2 separate regions of the Homo sapiens genome follow, and region 1 is linked to region 2. The links are chromatin loops, found by intact Hi-C in ENCODE. Cell type or tissue: OCI-LY7. All regions are shown on one strand. Links, peaks and the distances in the headings refer to the core of each region. The heading gives the core; the rest is flanking DNA.

What was found. Hi-C counts contacts between places; a loop is a spot of excess contacts. Peaks named below come from ENCODE experiments on the same cell type or tissue, not always from the same donor. Only the 100,000 strongest peaks of a DNase experiment are listed, where the experiment ranks them.
Region 1: it touches region 2 in a loop (2.9-fold over the local background); 5 of 110 quality-filtered maps call a loop at or near these places.

The regions. Positions count from the first base shown.
Region 1 is chr14:34,907,562-34,919,142 of GRCh38, reverse strand. It overlaps SRP54-AS1 (SRP54 antisense RNA 1), which reads left to right. Exons shown (of 5, transcript NR_151701.1): 5 at 2,445-2,663. Among named protein-coding and RNA genes, the nearest start is that of BAZ1A, 38 kb to the right of the region's middle. In OCI-LY7, for the core only: CTCF peaks have their summits at 6,563 and 6,766 (motif pointing right); a DNase peak (open chromatin) is centred at 6,782; H3K4me3 peaks cover 448 bases.
Region 2 is chr14:34,667,585-34,679,165 of GRCh38, reverse strand. It overlaps the pseudogene RNU6-1261P. Among named protein-coding and RNA genes, the nearest start is that of CFL2, 41 kb to the left of the region's middle. In OCI-LY7, for the core only: a CTCF peak has its summit at 6,436 (motif pointing left); DNase peaks (open chromatin) are centred at 6,385 and 8,425; H3K27ac peaks cover 347 bases.

The DNA of each region.
Region 1 (11,581 bases), core at 1,873-9,872, 240 kb before region 2:
ATACAGTGACTCACAGAAAATAATAAATTTTCATTAGGCTGGCCTCCCCCAAGTTAAATCTGTAACATGAAACAGCCATTTTAAAGTGGTGTCTAGGCAGGGCATGGTGGCTCACACCTGTAATCCTAATACTTTGGGAGGCTGAGACAGGCAGATCACCTGAAGTCAGGGGTTCAAGATCAGACTGGCCAACATGGTGAAACCCTATCTCTACTAAAAATACAAAAATTAGCCGGATGTGGTGGTGGGCCCCTGTAATCCCAGCTACCTGGGAGGCTGAGGCTGCAGTGAGCGGAGACTGTGTCACTGCACGCCAGCCTAGGTGACACAGTGAGACTCTGTATCAAAAAAAAAAAAAAGAAAGTACTGTCCAATGACCAATACAATGTATGTAGAGAGAAGAAAAAGTGTCAATGTTGATTACAAAGATAAAAAATGGAAAAAAATTATAGAAAGAAATGGTCAATGGCCATAAGAGGGATAACCTTCTGTGGAAGATGTATACAAACCATAACTTTGTTGAAAAATAACATTTACATAGCACTTCACAATATACTTTTCTTACACTCCACCTCATTTGTTCCTTGTAACAGTATTCTAATGTTGGTGCTCTTATTGTTCCTATTTTTAAAATGAGGAAATTACAGCTGGGCACAGTGGCTCACTCGTGTAATCCCAGCACTTTGGGAAGCCCAGGCGGGCAGATCACCTGAGGTCAGGAGTTTGAGACCAGCCTGGCCAACATGGCAAAACCCTGTCTCTACTAAAAACACAAAAATTAGCTGGGCATGGTGGCATGCGCCTGTAATCCCAGCTACTCAGGAGGCTGAGGCAGGAGAATCACTTGAACCCGGGAGGCAGAGTTTGCTGTGAGCTGAGACCACGCCATTGCACTCACTGCAGCCTGGGCAACAAAGACAATTACACTTGCCCTGATTCCAAGTCCTGGACTTTTCCCATTACATCATGCTGCCTCACCTAGTACATAGGACACAGTTAAATGCATAGAAGAACTTCACTAGATAGGCTTGTAAATTTCATTTTTAGGAATCTTCAAGAGGCGCATATGTCTTATATAATTTTAACCAATCTGGCAGCAGATTTTTAGGCATTATAATCTTTTGAGGTTCTTTTCTGCTATTTCATTTTCAATTACTGTCAAACTACTTCTCAGTACTGCTTATGACTTATGATATCTACCCCCACTGCATATGGTAAATTTTAATGTTATGTATATTTTACCACAATTTTAAAAAATAAATTGAAAAAAAATTTTTTTAGTGAAACAGGGTCTCTTTGTCACCCAAGGCTGGAGTGCAGTGGCACAATCATGGCTCACTACAGCCTCCTGGGCTCCAGTGATCCTCCCACTTGAGCCTCCCAAGTAGCTGGGACCATAGGTGCATGCCACCAAGCCCAGCTATTTTTGAAAATTTTTTGTAGAGAGGAGGTCACACTATGTTGCCCAGGCTGGTCTTGAACTCCTGGGCTCAGGTGATCTTCCTGTCTTGGCCTCTCAAAGTGCTGGGATTACAGGTGCAAGCCACCATGCCGAGAATTTAAAATATATATATATTTTTATTTTATTATATTATTATTTGCATTATTATTATTATTATTTTTGAGACAGAGTCTCATTCTGTCACCCAGGCTGGAGTGCAGTGGCACAATCTTGGGTCACTGCAACCTCTGCCTCCCGGTTCAAGCAATTCTCCTGCCTCAGCCTCCCAAGTATCTGGGATTACAGGCACTGCCACCACACCTGGCTAATTTTTGTATTTTTAGTAGAGATGGGGTTTCACCATGTTGGCCAGGCTGGTCTCAAACTCCTGACCTCAAGTGATCCACCCGCCTTGGCCTCCCAAAGTGTATTTTTTTTTTTTAAGTAGGGTCTCATTTTGTCACCCAGGCTGGAGTACACTGGCATGATCTCAACTCACTACAGCCTCAGCCTCCTGGGTTCAAGTGATCCTCTTGCCTTTTTACCCCACCCCACCTCCCTGACCCAAGTAGCTGGAACTACAGGCCCGCACCACCCTGCCTGGCTAATTTTTTGCATTTTTTTTAGAGGAATGGGTTTCACCATGTTGGCTAGGCTGGTCTCAAACTCCTGAGCTCAAGCAATCCACTCACCTCAGCCTCCCAAAGTGCTGGGATTACAGGCGTGAGCCACTGTGCCCAGCCTAAAACGATAATTTTAAAAGCATAGGAAATATGAGTCCTTAGCTCTATTATTGAAAGCCTCTATGACCTCCATGTTTGTGTTACAAAATTATCAGTTAAGCCACTATCGCATGGAAACACCAGATACAAATGTGAATTTAGTTAAAGAGTTGTGTGTTTGTGTGTGTGTGTAGACAGTGGATATCTTGTCTACTTTAGATGTGATTCTTCTTCCAACTGATTCGCCAGAAGCATCAGGCCTCTTTGCTTCTTTTCTTCAGTGTCCTGCGCCTTGGCTGTTACAGGTGGAGGTGGAAAAGAAATTGCCATTGATGCTGCAAATAACTTCCTTCACCTTCTAACCTGGAGATTCATTGAAGGAAGAAAAAAGGTGACTGTCAGAGTCCCTGCTGGCCATGCCTCTCAGCCACAGGACCACTGAGCCACTTAATTCCTCCCCAGGGTCAGATGTGCCCCAGCACCAGGTTGTTTATGGATACCCTAACCACCTTTTCACACTCCTTGAAGTTTAGCTTTAAATGTTTTAAGAATTAGCAAAGTGGGCCGGGCACGGTGGTTCAAGCCTGTAATCCCAGCACTTTGGGTCGCTGAGGTGGGCGGATCACCTGAAGTCAAGAGTTCCAGACCAGCCTGGCCAACATGGTAAAACCCCATCTATGCAAAAATACAAAAATTAGCCGGGCATGATGGTGAGTGCCTGTAATCCCAGCTACTCGGGAGGCTGAGGCAGAAGAATCACTTGAACCTGGGAGGCAGAGGTTGCAGTGAGCCGAGATCTCACCATTGCACTCCAGCCTGGGCAACAGAGCGAGACTCCATCTCAAACAACAACAACAACAACAAATTAGCAAAGCTGATTATTTGATCTTGGTGAGTACTGGCTAATGCTGAAGGTTATTTCAGAACGTTGACCCTGGCCAGGTGTGGTGGCTCACGCCTGTAATCCCAGCACTTTGAGAAGCCAAGGCAGGTGGATCACCTGAGGTCAGGAGTTTGAGACCAGCCTGGCCAACATGGCGAAACCCCATCTCTACTAAATATACAAAAATTAGCTGGGCATGGTGGCGGGCACCTGTAATCCCGGCTACTTGGGAGGCTGAAGCAGGAGAATTGCTTGAACCCGGGAGGCAGAAATCGCAGTGAGCAGAGATCGTGCCATTGCACTCCCTCCTGGGCAACAAGAGCGAAACTCTGTCTCAAAAAAAAAAAAAAAGAATGTTGACTCTGATCAGTAATTCTACAAGAAATTAAGAAATTATTATCACATTTGGCAAAGGGAAAGTTGTTTAGTTAGCACTAAATAAGGTGGTGGCAGGACACAGTGGTCACGCCTGTAATCCCAACATTTTGGTAAGCCAAGGCAGGCAGATCACATGAGGCCAGGAGTTTGAGACCACCACGTGGCGAAACCCCATCTCTACAAAAAATACAAAAAATTAGCCAGATGTGGTGGCACAGCTACTTGGAAGACTGAAGTGGGAGGATCACCTGAGCCTGGGGAGGTCGAGGCTGCAGTGAGCTGTGATGGCGACACTGCACTCCAGTCTGGGTGACAGAGTGAGACCCTATCTGAAAAATAAAATAGCTGGGCACAATGGCTCACACCTGTAATCCCAGCACTTTTTGAGGCCGAGGAGGGAGGACTGCTTGAGCTCAGAAGTTTGAGATCAGGGTGCGCAAACATGACAAAACCCTGTCTCTACAAAAAATTTTAAAATTAGCCAAGTGTGGTGGTGTGAGCCTGTGGTTCCAGCTACTCGGTAGGCTGAGGTGGGAGAATCACCTGAGCCCAGGGAGGTCAAGGCTGCAGTGAGACCTGATCGAAACACTGCACTCCAGCCTGGGCAACAGAGTATGAGACCCTGTCTCAAAAATAAATAAATAAAATAAAGTGGTAAAGACATATTAAAATTAGTGCCCCTTATGTGATTAAAATATATCATCACTATCATTGTTTTGGAAAGTTGAGAAGTATTAAATATCAGTATTTTACGAATCATGGTCATTTTTCCTTTGTTGAATGTTCAACATACATTTTTTAAAAAAGAAGTCTAGGCTGGGCACAGTGGCTCACGCCTGTAATCTCAGCACTTTGGGAAGCCAAAGCAGGTAGATCACGAGGTCAGGAGTTCAAGACCAGCCTGACCAACATAGTGAAACCCAGTCTCTACTAAAAATACAAAAATTAGCCAGGCGTGGTGGCACACGCTTGTAATCCCAGCTACTCAGGAGACTGAGGCAGGAGAATCGCTTGAACCCAGGAGGCGGAGGTTGCAGTGAGCCAAGCTTGCACCACTGCATTCCGCGTGGGGGACAGAGCGAGATTCCATAAAAAAAAGAAGTCTATTGAAACCATTTTTCTAGCAAACAAAAAAAACAAGTTTAGAATAGTTTTACTAGGAAACCTTTATCTTCAGCAGGATACAGGCTAAAAAAATTTTTTTAATAAAAAAAAGGAAACCTTTATCAAAATTCTCACTAACCTTATAGTGAATAGAAAGTATACGTTAAGAAGTAACAAAAGATATCTGAAGTCTAAAAACAACTCACCTGCCAACAAATTATATGATCTTGGACAAGTCACTAATCACTGCTTAATCATTGTTTCTTCATCAGCAACCTGGAGGTAATAATGCATCTCCAACCTAGCTGAGATGGAAGTTTACATACAGTAAAATAATGGATGAGTAAGTGCTTTGGAAAGCATTGCATGCTGCACTTATAATTATTGTTGTTAATAAAGATAGTTTTAAACAAAAACCATGGTAAGGAGAGGGAGAAAGACAAATTGAGAGATATATATCTATATATCTTTTTTATTATTTATTATTATTATGATACTTTAAGTTTTAGGGTACATGTGCACAACGTGCAGGTTTGTTACATATGTCTACATGTGCCATGTTGGTGTGCTGCATATCTTACATTTATACATATCTTACATTCATACATATCATATGTACATATATATACATATGATATGTATAAATGTAAGCCTAACACAAGATGGACAATAATCAAGAAATTTTAATTATTTTTATTCTATCCTATTAAACTAATTATTCTTTTTTTTTTTTTTTTTTTTTTTTTACAGTAGAGACCAGGTTTTGCTGTGTCACCCAGGCTGGAAGGCAGTGACACAATGATCATAGCTCTCTGCAGTCTTGAACTCCTGAGCTGAGTGATCCTCCCACCTTAGTCTCCTGAGTAGCTGGAACTAATAGGTGCGCACCACCATGCCCGGCTAGAATAATTATTATTGTCCTATTTAAATATTATTTTCATACTTGAAACAATATTTTCCTGTGGTTTAGCCCTACTCAGATATTAGTGGAAAGCAGCTGACACATGTAGTCCAAACCACAGTTTCATTAAACTAATGAGAAACTACCAGTCTATCCTTGGAATCCTGGGTTGTTCCAGAGGCGTAGAGTAGGATTAGCACAGATCTAAGGGACTCAAGCGAGTGGGGGTTCCTTATCACCAAAACCGTAAATGTATTATAGATTCTCCTGGGAGTTCTGCTACGTTTCAGATAGTATGTGCTACCAGGGGATTCCAATTAGCATAAGCATAAGAAGTAACAGGACCAAACTGGGTTTTTTGTTTCACTAGAATTATCCTTTCCTGGGCATTTTCTGGAATTTAAGTACGACCCGATGATACATTAGATAACAACTGATCAGATTAGATGCCCTAAACGTCCCAAATCATCAGGGACTAGAGATTGAGTTACGATTGTCCCAATAGTATAAATTTGTGGTTTTGTGGGTTCAGTCTAGGTCCTGCTGCTCGCTACACAGAAAGCCAATGACTGAGACAACGGGTATTGCCAAGGCAAAAGGCTTTGACCAGGTGCTGCAGTGGAGGAGATGGGAGTTCAGTCTCAAATCCATCTCCCCTGCCGACTAAAATTAGGAGTTTATATAGCAGGTAAGAAATATAACAATGTGTAGGAAAACAAGAACTCGGGGAAGGTTAAGGAAGCAATCATGATGAATGAGGGGCCTGGCCTCTCATTGGATGAGATGATCCAGTGAGTTTCAATTATTTGATACTTTCCCAGAGGTCTGGGGGTCCTTTCCTGAGGAAGTAACTCAGATAAAATAAATGTAAGTTTCAAGCTTTAAGACCAGAAGTGTCAATTTCTATAGATAGATAGATAGATTTTTTTTTTTAATAAAATCTCAAACTCCTGGGCTCAAGTGATCCACCTGCCTCAGCCTCCCAAAGTGCTGGGATTACAGGCATGAGACACCGTGCCAGCACATCCAACATTTTCTAATCTTCCCACATTTCTGACCCTTCGCCTACACTTCCTTACTTTTCATCAACTGACCTGAAAACAGATGTCCTCAGATAAAACGCGTCTTAACTTCCTCAAATTAAACTAATTCAATATATATAATTTCACTTCCCCCAGTCAGCACCTTTCTTCCTATTTAACAGTTACCTGTGTTCTTAATTCCATTTTAACCACCTTGTGCTATCTTAATTATTCTATTCTATTATTTATCATCCTCCTCCTCAGTATACTTCCTCTTAGTTGGATCTTACTATCTTTTTTTTTTTTTTTTGAGACAGGTCCACTGGAGGGCAGTGGCGTGATTACAGCTCACTGCATCCTCGACCTCCCAAGCTCAAGCCATCCTCCCACCTCAGCCCCTCAAGTAGCTGGGACAACAGGCACCAGCATGCCCAGCTAATTTTTGTATATTTTGTAGAGAAGGGGTCTCACCATGTTGCCCAGGCTAATCTCGAACTACTGAGCTCAAGCAATCTGACCACCTTGGCCTCCCAAAGTGCTAGGATTATAGGAGTGAGCCACCACGCCCAGCCTCCATTAGCATTTTAACCTACTTAAGTTTCTGCCATCAGCACCACAAACAAAACCAGAATATTCTTTGACCTTTTATCTCTCTCAGCTACTGCCCTGTTCTTCTCACCTAACCTTCTTGAAAGAATTGTATACACTCACTATTCTTCACTTCCCACTCATTCTTTGGTCCACTGCCAGCTGCCTTTGACCACTAACATTCCTCTACAAGGCCACTAACAACACCCGAGTCTCAGAAATCCAATAAACACTTTTAAAAAAATTGAGATATGATTCAAATTTCATAAAATCTCATAAAATCCTATAAGACTCACCTTTTAAAGTGTATAATGTATCTTTTAAAGTGTACAATGCAGTGTTTTTTAGTATATTCATAAATTCATTCAACTATTACCATTTAATTTCAGAACATTCTCATCACTCCTGTATCCATTAGCAGTCACTACCAATTCCCCCTCCCTACAGCCCTTGACAACTGCTAATCTATTTTCCACCTCTACAGAGTTTCCTATTCTGGACATTTAATATAAACTGAATCATACACCATGTGACCTTTTGTGACTGGCTTCTTTCATTAAAGATAATGTTTTGTGTATTTATTTATTTTTAGCTATACCTACTGGAATGGGATTTCTTTTTTAGTATAATGTTTTCAGGGATCATCCATGTTGTAGTACGTATCAGCACTTCATTCCTTTTTATTGTGCAATAATATTCTGTTGTGCGGATATACCTCAGAGTGGTTATGCTATTTTGTTTATCCATTCATTAGTTGACGGACATTTGGGTTGTTTCCACTTTTTGACTATAACGAATAAAGTTGCTATGAACATTCAGGTACAAGTTTTTGTGTGGACATATGTTCTCAATACTCTTAGGTGGAATTGTGGAATTACTAAGTCATATGATAACTCTGTTTAACCCTTTTCGCCTTTGCCCCAAGAATACCTGCCAGCGGTGCTTGCAGCTGCAGCATTTACTCCAAGATAACCTTGCCACAAAATATTGTTGTATTATTAATACATGAGTAAGCATATTAATATTTATTATTATTTTTGCATTGCTCTAGTGTATTGACTTTGGAAACAAAAACATTATTCTATTTATAGTATTCTGTTTTTAGTTGTATTTCCGTTTATAAAATATAGTAATTCTTGATCACTGAAAATGTCAAATCCTAAAAAACGTAGCATCGTTCTCAAACAGTTGTTGGCTGAAGATTCATTTGATGGATCTGATTTTTCTGAAATAGACGATTTTGATGGTTCAGATGATTCTGATGTTAGTTCTGTTTAGAAATAACTCCAAGAACAGTTTTTATATTTTATTTTCACATGAAAATCAGTCAGATTTTCTTCAGCCTCAAAGAACATGTTTAAGTAAAATTAAATGAGTGCTGGCATCGAGCTGTGTTTTTTTAAAATCTAAACTGGAAAAGGGTTAAATTTTGAGAAAGTGCCAAACTGTTTTCCAAAGCACCTGCACCATTTTACACTTCCACTGTTAATATACAAGAGCTCAAATTTTACCAACACTTGTTATTATCTGAGTTTTTCTTCCCAGCTGATCTAGCAGGTATGAAGTAGTATTCAATTGTGGTTTTGAAGTTGGATTTTTCTAATGATTAATAATGTTGAATATCTTTTTATGTGCTTATTGGCCATTTTTATATCATCTTAAGAGAAATGTCTATTCAAGTCCTTTGCCTACTTTTCACTTGGGTTTTTTTTTTTTTTCTTTTTTTTTTGAGACGGAGTTTCGCTCTTGTTGCCCAGGCTGGAGTGCAGTGGCACAGTCTTTGCTCACTGCAACCTCTGCCTCCCCAGTTCCAGTGGTTCTCCGGCTTCCACCTCCCGAGTACCTGGGATTACAGGCATGCACCACCACACCCAGCTAATTTTTGTATTTTTATTTTTTGAGATGGAGTCTCACTCTGTCACCCGGGCTGGAGGGCAATGGCATGATCTCGGCCCACTGCAACCTCCGCCTCCTGGGTTCAAGCGATTCTCTTGCCTCGGCCTCCTGAGTAGCTAGGATTACAGGCATGCGCCACCACGCCCGGCTGATTTTGTATTTTTAGTAGAGACAGGGTTTCTCCACGTTGGTCAGGCTGGTCTCGAACTCCTGACCTCAAGTAATCTGCCTGCCTCGGCCTCCCAAAGTGCTGGGATTACAGGCGTGAGCCACCATGCCCAGCCTGTATTTTTATTTATTTATTTATTTATTTTGAGATGGAGTCTCGCTCTGTTGCCCAGGCTGGAGTGCAGTGGCATGATCTCAGATCACTGCAAGCTCCACCTCCTGGGTTCATGTCATTCTCCTGCCTCAGCCTCCTGAGTAGCTGGGACTAGAGGTGCCCGCCACCACGCCCGGCTAATTTTTTTGTATTTTTAGTAGAGACGGGTTTCACCCTGTTAGCCAGGATGGTCTCGATCTCCTGACCTCGTGATCTGCCCGCCTCAGCCTCCCAAAGTGCTGGGATTACAGGCGTGAGCCACCACGCCCAGCCTGTATTTCTATTTTTTGAGATGGAGTCTTACTCTGTCATCCAGGCTGGAGTGCCGTGGCACAATCTTGGTCCACTGCAACCTCCACCTCCTGGGTTCAAGCAATTCTCCTGTCTCCGCCTCCCAAGTAGCTGGGACTACAGGCACACACCACCACACCCAGCTAATTTTTGTGTGTTTTTTTTTTAGTAGAGGTGGGGTTTCACCATACTGGCCAGGCTGGTCTCACACTCCTGACCTCAGCTAATCCACTTGCCTCTGCCTCCCAAAGTGCTGGGATTACAGGCATGAGCCATCACGCCCGGCCTAAAAGCTTTTAATTTTTCTGAAGTCCAATTTATCTATTTTTTCTATGGTTGCTTAGGCTTTAGGTATTATATTTTAGAAACTATTGCCTAATCCAAAGTTACAAAGGTTTTGTTGTTGTTGTTGTTTTGTTTGTTTTTGAGTTGATTTCTCACTCCTGTCTCCCAGGCTGGAGTGCAGTGGTACAATCTCAGCTCATGGCAGCCTCCACTTCCCGGGCTTAGGTGATCCTCCCACCTCAACCTCCGGAGTAGCTGGGACTACAGGTACATGCCACCACACCAGCTAATTTTTTTGTATTTTTAATAGAGACGAGGTTTTGCCATGTTCCTGAGGTTGGTCTCAAACACCTGTGCTCAAGTGATCTGCCCATCTCAGAAGTGCTAGGATTATAGGCATGAGCCACCTCACTTAGGCATGAAGATTTATACCTATTTTTTATTCTAATACTCTTGCAATTTTAACTCTTACATTTAGGTCTTTGATCTGTTTTGAGTAAATTTTTACATATGGTATGAGGTAGGGGTCCAACTTTATTATTTTGCATGTGGACATCAAGCAATTCTCCTGCCTCTGCGTCTGAGGAGGTGGGATTACAGGTGTGCACCACCATGCCCAGCTAATTTTTATATTTTTGATAGAGACGGGGTTTCACCATGTTGGCCAGGCTGGGACTCCCTCCTTTTAAAATACTCTTTTTCTGTGACTCTGCTCAATTACCTGGCATCATAAGAATTATGCCTGCTTTAGAGATTATACAAAGCATACCCATAAATAAGTGCATGGTATCAGTATGCCTTAGTAGAATAAACACTGCCATAGGAATTATTATGAGAGGTGTTTTATGTCATTTTCTGTAAACAGTTTGGTCATATACTTTGTTGATCTTTTGTGGGGAAGGAGCTTGTAGATATTTTTTAAATTACTATTTTGTAGGAACTCTTTAATATTAGAAAAATTAATTCTTTGTCTTAGGCTATGAGTAAGACATGTTTTCTCCCCAGTTTGTTCTTTATTTTTATTTTTTTTTTTTGAGACTGAGTCTCGCTCTGTCGCCCAGGCTGGAGTGCTGTGGCGTGATCTCGGCTTACCGCAAGCTCTGCCGCCCAGGTTCACGCCATTGTCCTGCCTCAGCCTCCCGAGTAGCTGGGACTACAGGCGCCCGCCACCGTGCCCGGCTAATTTTTTTGTATTTTTAGTAGAGACGGGGTTTCACTGTGTTATCCAGGATGGTCTCGATCTCCTGACCTCGTGATCCTCCCGTCTCGGCCTCCCAAAGTGCTGGGATTACAGGCGTGAGCCACCGTGCCCGGCCTGTTCTTTATCTTTAAACTTCTCACATAAAGGTTTTTGCCATGCAAATTTTTTTTTCTGGTTAATTTTTCAGTCTTTTGTGACTCTTTGCCTTTGTATCATGTTTAGAAACGGTTTCCACATTCAGACATAACAGAAAAAAAATCCCTTCCATGGTTTTGTCTAACACTTTCATGGTTTCGTTTTGCATTTAAATCCTTGATCCATGTGGAATTTATCCTAGGGTAAGGTATGAAATATGGATCTCACTTTTCCCCCCAGATGAATATTTTTTCTTTGGCTTCAATTCAATTAATTGAATAATCCTCCCTCATTTAAACACTTTTATCATATTCCAAATTCTCTTGTTTTAATATGTATTTCTCTACTAACTATTCAATATAATTAATCTACTTATAACTGATTACTACACTGTGAAATTATTATTGCTTTA
Region 2 (11,581 bases), core at 2,128-10,127:
GTTTCACCATGTTGGCCAGGCTGGTCTCGAATTTCTGACCTCAGGTGATCCGCCCACCTCAGCCTCCCAAAGTACTGGGGTTACAGGTGTGAGACACCACGCCCGGCCTATGGTGTTATAATCTTATGGGACCACTGTTGTATATGTGGTTTGTGGTTCACTGAAATGTTGTTATATGGTGCATGCCACTATACACACACACACACGCACACATATGTGCACACACACACATGCACACACATGCACACACACGTGCACACCCACGCGCATGCACACATGCACATATAAGTATATAGCTCTATATATGTATATATACATATATGGGCATATGTGTGTATATATGTGTGTGTATATGTATAGTATACACAATTTGCCCCGTGAAGGAGGCACTGATGAATACAGAGGCATTCCTGATTATTCAGGTGGTGTGAGCAAGGGAAAGTAAAGTACTAACTGCTGATGGTTGAAAAGAGGTTTGAGGTGCTCTTGCCAACTAACAAGAGAATTTTTGCCCGAATAACTAGAATGAGTAGAGCATTCACAATCCATGGTATTAATATGGTTTGAAAGCAGTGTGAGTATGTCATAGCAGAGGGGGACGTGGCATGCAGTCTCTATTGTCTTGCGTCTCTGTGGTAAACACTTTTCAGTAGATACTGAATAATCAGGGTGAGATTATTAACCCGTTCTTCATCTCTGAGAAATTAACCCCACAGCACTCCAGTTTACCAGTACAAACCTTACTGTAGAGTTGTCTACTGGACTGTGAATAAATTCATCGGGTTCTAATTTGCAAGTCGAACTCTAAAATTTTCAATCTTCTCGCCTTCAATTTATTTTGAAAACAGTCTGTGCCTGAGTTATGACAAAGGAAGGGAGAATTATATTTTCACCCTCAAATTGATGGAATAACTTTAAATGAAACACCCATATTCCACTTAGAGACTGTAGTATTGACTACTTTCCTATTCTTACGCCTCCTAATTCTTAAGTGGGGGTGGTGGGGCCTTTAACAGCTGCACATTTCCAACACAGTCCTCCCTAAATGGTGTCAAATGACTGGGAATGAAGTTTTGGTAACTCTGGATGATTTATGCAGCCACTTAGTCATCGTTGTTCCATCAGGGGAAACAATGAGAGGCTTTTGTTTGTGTTTCTGTGTGTAGGGTGTGAGGGACAAAGAGAAGCAAATATTCATATAATGAAACTTTGGTCCTCTTTTTTTCCTCTCAACAGAGGTCTTTATATTCAAATTACTATAAATATAACATAAAAATAGAATATATACTGCACTGTGGCTCTTTCTACATTGTTTTCATGTATTTGCCTAGAAAGCTGCTTTTTTTCCTTCTCTCTCTGTTTTTTTTTTTTTTTTTTTTTTTTTTTTGAGACGGAGTCTCTCTCGCTCTGTTGCCCAGGCTGGAGTGTAGTGGCATGATCTCGGCTCACTGCAACCTCCGCCTCCCGGGTTCAAGAAATTCTCCTGCTTCAGCCTCCTGAGTAGCTGGGATTATAGGCGCGCGCCACCATGCCCAGCTAATTTTTGGATTTTTAATAGAGACGGGGTTTCACCATGTTGGTCAGGCTGGTCTTGAACTCCTGACCTTGTGATCCACCCGCCTCGGCCTTCCAAAATGCTGGGATTATAGGCGTGAGCCACCTTGCCCGGTGCCTTCTCTGTTTTTCAAAAAAAAAGTAATGCATGAATACATTCTAACCATAAAATAATCAAACATTATGGAAGTACGCAGAATAAAAAACCAATCTCCCTTCATTGCCCTCACCCAACCTCCACCCCCCACCATCCAGCCCCTACAAAAAAGATCCTTAAAAAAAAAAAAACCTCCATTGCCCTGGTTTTGGGCAGTTTCATAAGAACAGAAGACATATTGCAAGCAACAGGAAAATTCTAAAATATGGAAAATCAGAAATCACTGCAAATGGACCCCACTGTGAAGCATACCCCAGCAAGTGGCAGGGATAATTGTGGCAGTGTTTGAATGCAGGTCGAGGTAGCTCCTCTGAAGAAAAGGCACGTGGAGCCAAAAATATCTGGGTTTGCTTCTTTCTACCTCTGCCACTAGCTAGCTGAGTATCCTTGGGCAACTTTAGTTTCCCTAGCCATAAGGTAGACATGGTCACAGAGGCATGAAATGAGATTGTGTGTGCTGAACACCTGCCAAATGCCTGAATACTAGGTCTTCAGCAAATATTAGCTTTCCTCCAACCTCCAGAAGAACTTTGCTGCAACTGAGGCACCTAACAGTTTATTCCTGGTAAACTTCTAGTTATTTCTTGATGTCTGTGGGGAAATGATAATCCTATTTTGTACACTGGTTGTAAAAGGTGAAAAAGAGCATGGTTTGCTGTCCTGCCAGGCTGCTCAGAGCATGTCAGTGTTTTGCAGGGTTAATTAAAGGCTGATGTGAAAATAGGTCTCCACTACATTTGAGTTCAGGCAATGAATGTGGATTCAGACAAGAGTGCTGATGATTAAGAAATCCTAGTAGGCCAGATGTGGTGGCTCACGCCTGTAATCCCACACTTTGGGAAGCCGAGGTAGGTGGATCGCTTGAGCCCAGGAGTTCAAGACCAGCCTGGGTAACATAGGGAAACCACCACCGTCCCCGTCTCTACAAAAAAATTAAAAAAAAAAATTAGCCAGAGCTATTATTGTGCCACTGCACTCCAGCCTGGGTAACAGAGCAAGGCCCTGTCTCAAAAATAAAAATAAATAAATAATAAAAGAAATCCTGGCCAGGCACAGTGGCTCATGCCTGTAATCCCAGCACTTTGGGAGGCCGAGGTGGGCAGACCACGTGAGGTCAGGAGTTTGAGACCAGCCTAGCCAACATGGTGAAATCCTGTCTCTACTAAAAATACAAAAATTAGCCAGGTGTGGTGGCGCACACCTGTAATCCCAGCTATTCAGGAGGCTGAGGCAGGAGAATCGCTTGAATTTGGGAGGCAGAGGCTGCAGTGAGCCGAGATCACACCACTGTACTCCAGCCTGGGCAACACAGGGAAACTCCATCTCAAAAAAAAGAAAGAAATCCTGATAATCATGGGTATATTATCTCCTGGAAACCTGTATCACTAGGTGACTCATTAAAAGAACAAATTTAATAATGGGGAACACTGATACAAGAACATTGGATTCTCATTATTATTTTAAATATGGAACATTTCACAAATGTGTGTGTCTGCCTGGGCAGGGTCAGTGCTAATCTCTGTATTGTTGCAATTTTTAATACACATGCTGTTGAAGTGAGCATGGATTATTGCTTTTAATAGACTATTTTCTTTTCTTTTTCTTTTTCTTTTTTTCTGAGGCAGAGTTTCACTCTGTCACCGAGGCTGGCATGCAGTGGCGTGATCTTGGCTTGCTGCAACCTCTGCCTCCCAGGCTCAAGTGATCTTCCAGCCTCACCTTCCTGAGTAGCTGGGACTACAGGCACAAGACACCATGCTTGGCTAATATTTGTATATTTTTTTGGTAGAGACAGGGATTTGCCATGTTACCCAGGCTGGTCTCTAACTCCTGAGCTCAAAGCAAATCTGCCTGCCTTGTCCTCCCAAAGTGCTGGGATTACAGGTGTGAGCTACCATTAATAGACTATTGTCTAGAGCAGTTCTAGGTTCACAGCAATATTAAGTTGAAAGTACAGAGATGGCCAGGCACCGTGTCTCATGCCTAGGCGGGTAGATCACTTGAGCTCAGGAGTTTGAGACCAGTCTGGCCAACACAGTGAAACCACATCTCTACTAAAATACAAAAATTAGCCAGCTGTGGTGGTTCACGCCTGTAATCCCAGCTACTCAGGAGGCTGAGGCAGGAGAATCACTTGAACCCAGGAAGCAGAGGTTGCAGTGAGCCGAGATCGTGCCATTGCACTACAGCCTGGACAACAAAGCGAGACCCTGTCACACACACAAAAAAAGTACAGAGATAACCCATATACTCCTTTCCTAGACATACATGCAGAGCCTTATCCACTATCAACATCTGAACCAAAGTAGTACCTTTGTTACAATTGATGAACCTATATTTACACATCATTATCACCCAAAATTCATAGTTTACATTAGGATTTAGGCCAGATGCAGTGGCTCATGCCTGTAATTCCAGCACTTTTGGAGGCTGATGGCGGCAGATCACCTGAGGTCAGGAGTTTGAGACCAGCCTGGCCAACATGGTGAAACCCCGTCTCTACTTAAAAAAAAAATACAAAAATTAGCCCAGTGTGGTGGCAGGTGCCTTTAATCCCAGCTACTTGGGAGGCTAAGAGGTAATAGGTATGTGGTCCTATCTCATTGTTGTTTTAATTTGTGTATCCCTAGGAGAATCACTTGAACCCGGGAGGTGGAGGTTGCAGTGAGCCAAGATTGCACCATTGCACTCCAGCCTGGGTGACAGAGCAAGACTCTGTCTCAAAAAAAAAAAAACCCAAACAAACAGATTAACTCTTAGTTTTGTACATTCTGTAGGTTTTAACAAATGTATAATGACATGTATTCATCATTATAGTATCATACAGTGTAGTTTCACTGCCCTAAAAATCCTCTATGCTCATTTTTCCCCAACCCCTGTATTTCTGGTTTTTCCTTTTGTCTTTTTAATTTTTTCTAAGTTTTTCTTTATTTTTAATATTGAAACATTTTCGGCCAGGCTCAGTGGCTCACGCCTGTAATCCCAGCACTTTGGGAGGCTGAGATGGGTGGATCACCTGAGGTCAGGAGTTTAAGACCAGCCTGACCAACATGGTGAAACCCTGTCTCTACTAAGAATACGAAATTAGAAAAATTAACCTGGCATGGTCTCGGGCACTTGTAATCCCAGCTACTCGGGAGTCTGAGGCAAGAGAATCCCTTGAACCCAGGAGGCGGAGGTTGCAGTAAGCTGAGACTGTGCCATTGCACTCCAGCCTGGGCAACAAAAGTGAAACTCCATCTGAAAAAAAAAAAAAATTTCTTTCTTTCTTTTTTTTTTTTAGAGACAGTCTCACCAGTTTGCCCAGGCTTATCTCAAACTCCTGGGCCTAAGTGATCCTCCTGCCTCAGCCTACCAAGTAGCTGAGACTACAGGCACACACCATTATGCCTGGCTGCCTTTTCTAGAATGTCATATAATTGGAAACATACAATAGGTAGCCTTTTCAGATTGGCTTCTTTCACTTAGCAATATGGATTTAAGGTGCCTCCATGTCTTTTCATGGCTTGATAACTCATTTATTTTCAGTGCTGAATAGTATTCCATTATCTGGATGTACCACAGTTTATCCATTCACCTACTGAGGACATTTTCATATTGCTTCCATGTTTTGACCATTATGGACAAAGCTGCTATAAACATTGATGTGCACATTTTCATGGGGACATAAGTTTTCAACTTATTTGGTAAATACCTAGGAACACAATTGCTGTATCTTATGGTAAGCCGTTTAGTTTTGTAAGAAACAGCCAAACTATTTTCCAAAGGGGCTGTATCATTTGTCATTCCCAACAGCAATGAATGAGAGTTCCTGTTGTTCCACATCCTCACCAGCATTTGGTGTCCTCATTGTTGTGATTTTTGCCATTCTAATAGGTATGTGGTCCTATCTCATTGTTGTTTTAATTTGCATATCCCTAGTGACATATGAAAATCTTTTCATATGCTTATTTGCCATCTGTGTATTTTCTTTGGTGAGTTTGTTCTGATCTTTTGCCCATTATTTAATCGGGTTATTTTTCTTATTCTTGTGTTTTAAGAGGTCTTTATATATTTTGAATAACAGTCATTTATTAGATAAGTCTTTTGTAAATAGTTTTTCCCAGTCTGTGGCTCATCTTCTCATTCTCTTGAAATTATTTTACAATTATTTGTAAATGTTGATTAATGTGGCTATTTGGGAATACAGAAGCTTTGGTTTACATTACCAAGAAAATGTTCTGCAGTCATCCAACAGGTGAGCTCTTAATAAGCTGAAAGCATCGGCCTGGCAGGGTGGCTCACGCCTGTTAATCCCAGCACTTTGGGAGGCCAAGGCAGGTGGATCACTTGAGGTCAGGAGTCAGAAACCAGCCTGGCCAACATGGAGAAACCTTGTCTCTACTAAGAATACAAAAATTAGCTGGGCGTGGGGGGGCATCTGTAATGCCAGCTACTCGGGAGGCTGAGGCAGGAGAATCGCTTGAACCTGGGAGGCGGAGGTGGCAGTGAAGTGAGCCGAGATAGCGCCACTGCACTCCAGCCTGGGCGACAGAGCGAGACTCCGTCTAATAATAATAATAATAATAATAATAATAATAATAATAATAACAAGCTGAAAGTATCTTTCTGGAGATAAAGATTAAGGCACTGACCCCCAACTTCTGGAGGGATCCGCTTGCATTTTCTGCAGTCTATAAAGCCTAGAGTGCCCTCTGCTGGTTACCTTCTGAAAACCAGGCAGTCGATGGTTTCAACTCATTTATTTTTGAAATAACATCATAAGTAATAACCCTTACTCTCCTGTGATTTCTTTATCAAGTTACCTTCTGAAGGCTTATCTCAAGGAGAGAAAAATGACTATTCTTTAGTAACAACTTGATTCCTTAGTCAGAAGTGTGTTTTATTCCACCCCACCAGCCTGTGGAAGAAGAAAAAGAAAAAAAAAGTGTGTCTGATACATCTGCAGCATGTATAGAATTTTTAAAGTGTGTCTAAGATACATTTTATCTTATTTTATTTTATTTACTTTTTAGAGACAGAGACTTGCTCTGTTGCCCAGGATGGTGTGCAGTGGCGCAATCATAGCTCACTACAGCCTCCATCTCCTGGGCTAAAGCTATCCTCCCACCTCACCCTCCCAAAATCCTGGGAATATAGGTGTGAGCCACTGTGCCTGGCCAGATACCATTTGAAATGTGATCAATATGTCTGTTGGTTCCCAAAATCTAAAGTAATTAGCATTTTAGAAGAATAAATTAAAGTAGCCCAGCCCAGGCATGGTGGCTCACACCTGTAATCTCAGTGCTTTGGAAGGCAGAGGTAGGAGGATCGCTTGAGCCCAGGAGTCCAAGACCAGCCTGGGCAACATAGTGATACCTCGTCTCTACTAAAAATTTAAAAATTAGCCAGTTTGGCTCTGTGTCCCCACCCAAATCTCATCTCCATGTGTAATCTCCATGTGTTGAGGGAGGGAGGTGATTGGATCAAAGGGGCGGTTTCCCCCATGCTGTTCTTGTGATAGTGAGTTCTCAAGAGATCTGATGATTTTCCGAGTGTTTGGAAGTTCCTCTTCCTTCTCTCTCCTGCCACATTATGAAGAAGGTACCTTACTTCCCCTTCTGTCATGCTTGTAAGTTTCTTGAGGCCTCCCCAGCCATGCAGAACTGTGAGTAAATTAAACCTCTTTCCTTTATAAATTACCCAGTCTTGAGTAGTATCTTTACAGCAGCGTGAAAACGGACTAATACATGCGCACATTAGCCAGGCACAGTGGCTTGCCCCTGTAATCTCAGCTACTTGGGAGGCCAAGGCAGGAGGATTGCTTGAAGCTAGGAGTTGGATCAGCCTGGGCAATACAGTGAGACCTCCATCTCTAAAAAAATAAACACACACACACACACACACACACACACACACACACACACACACACAAATGTCCCACAGCTCACTTTTCCCTAGAAGATTGGCAGCTGGAATATCCAGTCTTGTATACATCACCTCAGAAATCTCTATAAGCAGACAGAGCAAAGCTGTCCTGGTTGAAGTAGAGTTGGGATCTGTCTTTTTCTTCCTGTCCTTTCTCTACATCTCTCACTTCCCAGGTTGTTGGACATTGAGGTACCTCTTGGGGTTTTGTGGAACACAGATTGAAAGCCATTATTCTATTTAAAAACCTTCATTTTATACAAAAATTAGCCAAGCGTGGTGGCACGCGCCTGTTGTCCCAGCTACTTGGGAGGCTGGGGCAGGAGAATCACTTGAACCCAGGAAGCGGAGGTTGTAGTGAACTGAGATTGCGCCACTGCACTCCAGCCTGGGCAACAGAGCAAGACTCTGTCTCAACAAAATCATAAAATTTAAAAATTAAAACCTTCCTTTTAGAGATGAGAAAAATGAGGCCCTGGGGTAAACTGCTGATCTGGAATTCAAACTGAAATCTCCCAGTTTCAAGCCCCCTTCCTCTCTTTGTTGCATTGTATTGTTTCTCTTTAACTCTGTGAAGATTTATTTGTCCTATGTCTCATTCCCTCTGAGTCCAACCTCAGGTAGTTATTCCTTGAAAACCAGTTTTACAAACTAATTTATAATTGGATGTTTATGGCCAATAATAGCTTAATAATTTGCTTCTATGAAGGTGTCTCTATCAAAGTCCCAGGAGGAAACAGATGGCACACCCAAATTAGTATAACTCAAAGTGGGTTTAATAAAGGTACTATTTACACGTGCATGCAGTGTGTAGGAGAGCCACAAGGCACAGCAGTATCAGGGCTTTTATAATACCACCTTTAGGCCTGGAAGGATGATGGGAGGATGCAAATTCTTCAGAGAGCCATTGAGAGATGCCTTCCTTGAGAGAAGGGACCCTTCAGTCAAGGGACCCTAGCCAGCCCAAGACAACCTCTTAGGAAAGAAGCTGGGCAATAATAACACCCCTCACTGCCCTCTCTTCTTGATCTCTGCTGGGATCTTCATTGGTTGAACTCTACTGAAACCCAACGCTATTGAAGTGATCCACACAGGACAGTGGCCCTACAGAGCAAGGTGAGGAAGGGTGGAAAGTAAATCTGGAAGGCAAATGGAAGATGCACAAAGTTATATACAATTTAGTAAGCAACTGCTGGAGCCAGCTAATGAGAACTCATCTGATGATGGAATCTCAGATTCTGCGGAAAAACAGAGGGAAAACAGTCTGAGAGGGAGCTTTCCCAAGTGTCAACTCATGCCACACATCCTATCCTGGGTGGGAGTGAATCTTCCTGTGACCTGTGCTCTATAGCTCTTTAACACAGATCACATATGGGGACTTTCCAATGGAAGTATAATAGTTTCCTGGGTCCATACAGATGGCTGGGCAATCCATTAAAGCACTGCCCAAGCAAAGAAGGAGAGAGCCATGCTTAGTCAAAGCTGTAATCACAAACTCGAGACATACATTGGTTCTAAGGGTAGAATGAAAGTAAAATGGTGTAAAATGGAAGGAATTGCTAAACTTCAGATAAATATTTCTTCAAAGTAAGAGAGAATAGTTTCCAAAAGATTTCTGTGAAGTTAAAAAGGAAAACATTTCAACACATAAACAAACACTTTAGGAGATTGTTACAGTAGCTGTTGTTGTTGTTGTTAAGAGACCCTGTCTCTTATAAATAAAATAAAATAAAATAAATTTAAAAATAAAATAAAATAAATTTTAAAAAAAGTTAAAAATAAATTTCAGTTTAAGATATCAATTGTCTCTTTAGAATCAGATTATGAGCTGGGACAGTGGCTCACACCTATAATCCCTAGCACTCTGAGAGGCCAAGGCAGGAGGATAACTTTAGGCCAGGATCAAGATCAGCCTGGGCAACATAGCAAGATCTTGTTTCTGTATGAAAAAATATATAATAATAAATAAGTAAAACCAGTCAATGTTGCTGATGTCTTAAAAATATATATAAAAGTATATATACATAAAAATATACATAAGTATATATATGTGTGTGTATATATATAATATACATATTTTATATATATATACTTTTTTTTTTTTGAGATGGGATTCTTGCTCTGTCACTCAGGCTGCGTGCAGTGATTCGATCTTGGCTCACTGCAACCTCTGCCTCCTGGGTTCAAGCAATTCTCCTGCCTCGGTCTCCTGAGTAGCTGGGACTACAGGTATGAACCACCACGCCCAGCTAATCTTTGTGTTTTCAGTAGAAACAGGGTTTCACCATGCTGGCCAGGCTGGTCTTGAACTCCCGACCTCAAGTGATCCTCTCGCCTCATCCTCCCAAAGTGCTGGGATTACAGGCGTGAGCCATCATGCCTGGCCTCAGGCAGAGTTGTTTCTAAATGCAGGTCTATGGCTGGCTGCAATGTCTCATGTCTGTAATCCCAGCACTTTGGGAGGCCATGGCAGGAGGATCACTGGAGCCCAGGAGGTCGAGACCAGCCCTGGCAACATAGCAAGACTCCATCTCAACAAAAAATTTAAAAATTAGCCAAGGGTGGTTGTGTGCACCTGTGTTCCCAGCTACTTGAGAGGCAGAAGTGGCAGAATCACCTGAGCCCAGGAAGTCGAAGTTGCAGTGAGCCATAATTGCACCATTGCACTCCAGCCTGGGCGACAGGAGTGAGACCCTGTCAAAAAAATAATAATAATAAATAAAAAACAAAACAAAACAAAACAAAAATTCCTTGAATGAGTCACATCACTTCCATACCTTCTGTATCAATAACATGTTATTCTAAAACTTAGTGAGTTAGAAAAACAATAATCATTTTATTTCTCATGGTTTCTGTGGGTCAGGAAATTTGGAAGAGTTTGGCCTGGAAGTTCTTGCTCTGAGAAGGATGCAATCGGATTTGGCCAGGGCTGCAGTCATCTCAAGGCTTGAGTGGGGCTGAAGGATTCACTTCCAAGCTGACTAATTCACAGGACTGGCAAAGTGGTGCTGGCTGTTGGTTGTGCACCTTCCTTCTTCTCCATATGGGCCTTCCTACAAGGGTTACTCAGGGTCCCCATAGGATTGTAGCTGGCTTTTCCCAGAATGGTCCCAGAGACCAAAGCAGAAGCATCAGTGGATTTTATGACAGCCTTGGAAGGCCCACCATCACTTCTGCTGTATTCTATTGGTCACAGAGGGCCAACCCTAATTCAGTGTGGGAGGAAATTACACAAGGGCACGAATACCAACAGGCAAGGATCACTGAGGGCCATCTTGGAGACTGGCTATTACAAAACCTAGGCTAACATGCAATCTCCTTAAAGAGACCTACAAGGCCATTCACCCTTGTCATCAGGAACAAGGACCTGTCACGTCCTAGCACATCTCTAAGATTGCTATTTTAGAAGTAAGGCATAGTTCTTAATTGATCTATTTACTCCTAAGACCCAATAATTAGAGGTGATGGCACTATTCCAGTTGGCTCATTTATTTTAATGTTCTTAGAGAAGAAAGTGTTAGTGCCACTGAAAACTATAACATTCTGTGGTTAGGATTACTGACAAATACAAAATTATCTCTAAGTCATCTACATAAAACAATACACATTAAACTAAATATGCATATTTAGAGCAACATAACATACTTCATAAAATTAAACATATTCAGTAATTCAAGTGTGACATTGTCAATATTTAAACTTAACATTTAGTTAATAAAATTAAATATATCCAATATTTGTCCTCTGCTCTCTCCTCCTAAAACAAGATAAACATACCGTTTTTGTTTTTTTTTTTTTGAGACGGAGTCTTGCGCTGTCACCCATGCTGGAGTGCGGTGGCGCCATCTCGGCTCACTGCAAGCTCCGCCTCCTGGGTTCACGCCATTCTCCTGCCTCAGCCTCCCAAGTAGCTGGGAGTACCGGCACATGCTGCCATGCCCGGCTAATTTTTTGTATTTTTGG